Linked DNA regions of Homo sapiens: region 1 is linked to region 2. The links are chromatin loops, found by intact Hi-C in ENCODE. Cell type or tissue: mammary epithelial cell. All regions are shown on one strand. Links, peaks and the distances in the headings refer to the core of each region. The heading gives the core; the rest is flanking DNA. Region 1 has its middle 30 kb from the start of LINC03010. Region 2 overlaps RBM33 (RNA binding motif protein 33).

Region 1 (2,914 bases), core at 114-2,613, 330 kb after region 2:
CCCCAAATAGAGGAGGCCTCAGTAAATGTCTGTCTAATGAGTGCATGAACACATGGATGACAAACACTTGACAAGATTGCGTTCTTCCTGAACTGGACAAGGCCGAGTCCTCCACGCGCTCATTCATTCTATCCATCGTTCCTGCTCCTCCCTGACCGCCAGCTCCTAGCACAGCACTCGGCTCACAGCAGGCACTCACCCAGTATCTGCGGAATGAGTGAACATCACAAAGGAAAGTTAGGGACCCCTCCCGTGGACTTGCTCCCCACCCAGGTGGGCTCCCAGCATTGGAGAAAGAAGTCGGTGAGGCGTCAGTGCCACCCCTGCTGCCCAGCGGCTGCTTTCCTTAGAACCTCACCTGGACGAGAAACCGCTTTGAGAGGTGAGGGCTTCTCTGCCTGCTGAGCTGGTGCTCTGCCTCATTCCTGGAGGACGGCCGGAGCACCCTCACCGCCCTGGCACCCTGCCTTTCCTGTGCTTGTCCACCGGGCCCACCAGCCTCTCTGACCCCAGGGCCTGTCCACTCCCTGACCAGCCACCAGGAACCGTCCACAATGAACGCCTCCCTTCCCCAGAGACCCTCGTCATCATCAGAATCACAGCCACCATTGATGCCCAGCTACTACACGCCTGGCAGGACACACATGTCCCATCAGCCTCAGAGCCAGGGCCTGAGGCACACGGGTTACCCCTAGGTCATGGACGGGAACAGCAACCACTCCCTGCAGTGACCGCATCTCAGGGTGCGGCTCCTCCTCGGTACCTGGTGTGGCTGCTCTGGTTCCTCCCCTGTTGTCACCACAGCAGCCCAGAACGGGTCCCCTTCAGCCTGTTCCCCTGTCCTTCCTCACCCTGCTGCTGGAGTAAGCCTTCTAAGAAGTGAGCCGGTCCCCATGGCTCACAGAATGGATTGCAAACTCCTCAGAGGGAATGGCAAAGCTGTGGGTGCCACGCGCCTGCCCTCCCAGCCTGGCTCCCAACACCCCTGCACCACACACTGTGCGGCAGGTGCACTGGTCCCCGGCAGCTGTGACTTCCCAGGGGACCACCTCTCCCTTTCACCTTCTCTGCCAGGCAGATGCGAGTCTCCGGACTTGATCAAGCGCCCTCTAGGGGGCTTTCCTGTGCCTGCAGACACAAGGCACAGCAGCGCTCCCACGTCCTCCCTGGCAGGGTGTGCACACCCGATGCCACCTTCCATGTCAGGATATTGGAATCATTCGGGTCCACATCCAGGTCTGCCGCGTGATGCTGAGGTTCTCCAGGGCCGGGGCAGGGCCTGGGTGATTCCAGGTCCCAAGCCCTCCAGGCACCTCCTGCATGGGATGGAGCCACGCTCTACACGCTGTCCCTGTCTGCAGAGGTGACATCTCACTGTCGTCACAGGAACGACATGCAGCATAGAGAGGCAAGAATTGCTTCCGGCATGTGGAGACCTGGCTCTTCCACATGCAGCTGGGGGGCCTGAGGCATGCAGTCTACCCTGCTGTGCCTCTGTTTCTCCAGGGGTGACAGAATGAGGTGAGAACATTCCTGACTATTCTAAGCATCCAAGGAGGGATGCCCAGGGATGCCCGGGCTGTGAGGCCCTGGGGTGGGATGGCCTGCTCTCGTCTCTAACGCCCTGCCTTGCTCCGGACACCTCTCGCTTCCACGCTATTTGTGTTGCGCTTCTGGCTTCTCAGACCTTGTTGCAGGCTTAGTATGTGTGAGTCTCACCCCGTCACGTGACATGGGCAAAGCATCATCACTCCACTTCACAGGCAAGGAGGATCTGCAAGGGACAAGTGACGCAGTCAGGCCCCAGCACTTGTTGGTGGCAGAATCCAACTCAGACCCGGGGCTCCTCTTTCTCATTTAGCTCCTTTGATTTCTGTGTGGCCGGGTCCTGGCAGGGGACCACCTGCATTCTCATAATAATACCAATGATGATGGCCATGATGATGGTGATGAAGATGACGATGATGATGGTGATGATGATGGTGATGAAGATTACGATGACGATGATGGTGATGATGATGGCATTGAAGATGATGGTGATGATGATGGTGATGAAGATGATGGCAATGAAGATGATGGTGATGATGATGGCCATGATGATGGTGATGATGATGGCTAACTTTTACTGAGCATGTTGCTATGCCGAATATTCATATTATTTCAGTTAAGCTTCGCAGCAGCCTTATGAGGTTGATACTATTATTATCATCCCCATTTCCTAGACCAGAAAACTGAGGCACAGAGAGACTGAGTAACTCCCCAGATCACACTGTTGGCTGGAGGGGTCAGCCCTTGGTCGCTCTGTGGCTCCAGCAATGTGGTGGATGGGTGGTGGTCATCTTTGGGGCTGACAGTTGGGTTTTAGGGCATATGTTTAAGACTGTCAAATAAGGGGGAGGCACTAAGGCACCTCCACATCTGCAGTGAGTGTCTGCTGTGGGTGAGCCCTGTGGGGCCTCAGTGGTAGGTGGGGGACGGCACATTAGGGCTGGGCTTTGCAAGGGGTCTCTGGAAGGCCTTCTGAGGAAGGCTCACCGAGTTCCTCAGAGGGAGGCTGTGGGAAAGCAGGAGGGGAGAGACCCCCCAGATGACCTGGAGGGACCCCCTCTTCCTGGGAAAAGGAGGTAAGAGTGGTGGGGAGGCCTTGGTCGGGAACTGGCAAAGGTCACAGTGAGGAAGAGGCACATTACGGGCCCTGGAGCAAGGTCACAGTGGTTAGTGAGGAGGCAGGGAGCCCCAGGGGACTCCTGGCCCAAGAAGAGGGAGGAAACTTGGGGGTCTCTATTATTAGATGTTGGCAGAACAATGGCTTCCCCATGATGTCCATGATCAAATCCCTAGAACCTGTGGGTCTGTTGCCTTGTGTGGCCCGGGGGACTTTGCAGATGAGACTGAGGCCCTGGAGACAGGAGAG
Region 2 (2,914 bases), core at 317-2,816:
TTTTATTTTCAGAGCAATACATTGTTTCCCAGTTTCTTTTAATGCACGACAAGTCACACATTTGCTGATGGTGCTTGAGAACACAACCCCACAAATAAATGTATGCTAATCTCCCTCGACTGAGTATAAGCTCCTTGAAGGAAAAGAATTTGTCTCTTCTGTTCACTGCTGTATTTCCAGGACTAGAGTAGCACCTGGCAACAGAACAGTCAACGTATTTTTCCTGAATTCATTTATGTATTTATTCAGGGACCAAAAAGACAGAGATAATCTATACATCAAAAAATAAGCCACTGGTAAAGGGAAAGTGACTACCACCCAAAAGTATTTTCTAAAGTTACGTGTCTATTAATTCCTGTCTATTGCTATAGAAATATCTAGATACAAGAAAGATGCTTAAGTAAATATTAACACAGTCTTTGAGACACAAAAGGAGTATCTTATCAATTCTTGTAGTCAAGAAAACAAATCACCTGAGTGTTTTTTAAAACATGGATTCACTTCAGAACTATGTACTACACATTTTATAAACAGAAATCAGAACTGGAAAATATTCTAACCTACATATTATGCCCCTCAAGTCCTGTAAGTTAAAAGGCCTCCCAGGAAGACACAGGGAAGACACCCCTTGACACTTACATGCCGGAGCCCCTGGCGCTGGGGGCACTGCATCCGGCTGCTGCTGGCCTGAGGCTGAGCGGTCTGTACGTGAGGCCGGAACTGTGGCTGAGACATCGGCATCAAAGGAGGGGGCGGGACGGACAGGTGGTGGTGGTGGTGGTGGTGCTGGTGCTGCGGCGGGTGCTGTGGTGGGTGCTGGGGTGGGGGCTGGTGCTGGGGCGGGGGCTGGTGCGGGGGCTGGTGCGGAGGCTGGTGCTGTGGCGGGGGCTGTTGCTGAGGTTGCTGAGGCTGAGGCTGATGCGGAGGGGGCAATGGAGGATGCAACGGCCCCTTCCATTTCCAAAGAAAGAGAAACAACAGTTCATAAATGGTTACACCGGGCATAATCACTTCAATCATTTCCTAAAAAACCTCAACACAAGAAAGGAACTTTCAGCGATACCAAAACTTCATTTTAGACTTGCTGATGAAGGTAATACTATCTAAAATGCAGTAATAAGCCAGAAGCTATTACCTTAAATTTTATATTTAATCCAGTAATTCTAGGATTGAATTGTCCTAAGGAAAACTAGGTATGCAGACAAACTCATAACTCTAAAGCATGTTCCCTGTAGCACTATGATACTAAAGTACTGAAACCAGTATACACACATGCAACCACACAGACAGCATGAAAGGGAACCGCATACAGCACTCTCAAACGATGGCATCAAAACCAACTCGCTGACATGAAAAGATCAAATGATATGTGACACTGGAGGGAAAAAGCAGGTGGCGAGAAGATGTGCATTTAAAAAAAGACAAAAAAAAAAGCTCCTGAATTGTTTCTAGGTAACGAGAGTATTTAATTTCCTTTCTTATATATACTTGAAAATTTCTGCAATGGGGATGTATTAATTGCATTTTTTTAATAAAAAGAAAAATTCTTAAAAACATTTTATCTTCCTTTAACACCCTAGATAATATTCATTTTCCGTTTTTGGCTTAGATACGTATTCCACGTATTTTTAAATAGTTGATTCAAGTTTACCATCGCTATGTATTTTAATAGTAACCCTACAATACAAGAAGAAATATACACTTGGTAAGAAAGATGTTACAGACGCATGTCAACCCATGAAGCAGAAGCCGATGGGCAGAGGGCACTCAAGGCCTTCAAATAACCAGTGAAAACCCATGAAGCAGAAGCCGGTCGGCAGAGGGCACTCAAGGCCTTCAAATAACCAGTGAACAGCAACATCTTCTTCCCTCCATGCAAAGACTCTTTTCAAAACTGTCTACTGCAGGAATATAATTTGACAAAGTATTTCCACTGGTAAACCTCTCATGAAATTTTATACAGATGAGCAAATGTATTATCAAAACATGTCCTAATTTTATTAGTAGTATACCCTTTAAACAATTATAATAAGTAGCATTTTTCAATTCCCAAAAAATGACATTTTCCCATTTTTTTCTTGTATTGAGATAAGTAACATTGTTGAAAAAAGTTGTCTTTAACAAACAGTACATTTGAGACTAATACTCTATTCTTTAAATAACCACAAATTAGTAGGCTCAAATAAAAATCTGAAACTTTATGGAACACAAAGCCTTGAAGCTACACATTTTTTCCCTGGAGGTTCACTCAGGATGCATTACCTGCAGGTTGGGCTGTGTGTGTGTGGGCAGAAACGGCTGTCCTGGGCCTGGCAGGAACGGCTGTCTAGGAGGAATGAAGGGCCGTGTGGTTGCCGACCCAGGCTGGCTAAAGTGCAGAATCCCCACCGGACCTGGAGGCTGCAAGGCTGGTCGTACGGGCCGCTCTCTTGGGAACACTGGCTGCTGTCCTTGCTGATTAAATGCTGGTCCTGGCTGAGTGAATGGTAGAGGACTCTGAGTAGGAACAGGATGGCTACTGTTAAGAAGGGTAGGAGGCGGTGGTGGTGGAGGGGGACTTCGCTGTTCCAGAAAAAGATGGCTCGGGAATCTTGGTTCACCTGAAACTGAAAGGTAACACAACATCATTAACTTCAGGTTAAAAAGACCATGTGCTTCTCAGAAAAGCAGTCTGAAGCACTATCCTACTGTGGACAGAAGTCACAAGTGTTGACAGGTTATGAATGTTGGAAACAATTCCAGATTTTGCCTCTTATTTCTAGATTGCTTCATTTGTCATTTTCTATACATAAATTCCCTTTTATATGAGATGTTCCGATTTCAGATACCAACAATGTCCAATTTTAGCACCTGAAATGACAGGCAGAACTGCTATGGTACAAAAACCTGGCATTCCTAACATCTCCAACTGGGA

The links. Hi-C counts contacts between places; a loop is a spot of excess contacts. Peaks named below come from ENCODE experiments on the same cell type or tissue, not always from the same donor. Only the 100,000 strongest peaks of a DNase experiment are listed, where the experiment ranks them.
Region 1: it touches region 2 in a loop (12-fold over the local background); 4 of 110 quality-filtered maps call a loop at or near these places.

What each region holds. Positions count from the first base shown.
Region 1 is chr7:155,411,039-155,413,952 of GRCh38, reverse strand. No RefSeq gene overlaps it. Among named protein-coding and RNA genes, the nearest start is that of LINC03010, 30 kb to the right of the region's middle. In mammary epithelial cell, for the core only: a CTCF peak has its summit at 1,120; no DNase peak of the experiment used is centred there.
Region 2 is chr7:155,737,752-155,740,665 of GRCh38, reverse strand. It overlaps RBM33 (RNA binding motif protein 33), which reads right to left. Exons shown (of 18, transcript NM_053043.3): 11 at 2,263-2,606; 12 at 640-951. Among named protein-coding and RNA genes, the nearest start is that of SHH, 73 kb to the left of the region's middle. In mammary epithelial cell, for the core only: a CTCF peak has its summit at 1,812 (motif pointing right); a DNase peak (open chromatin) is centred at 1,815.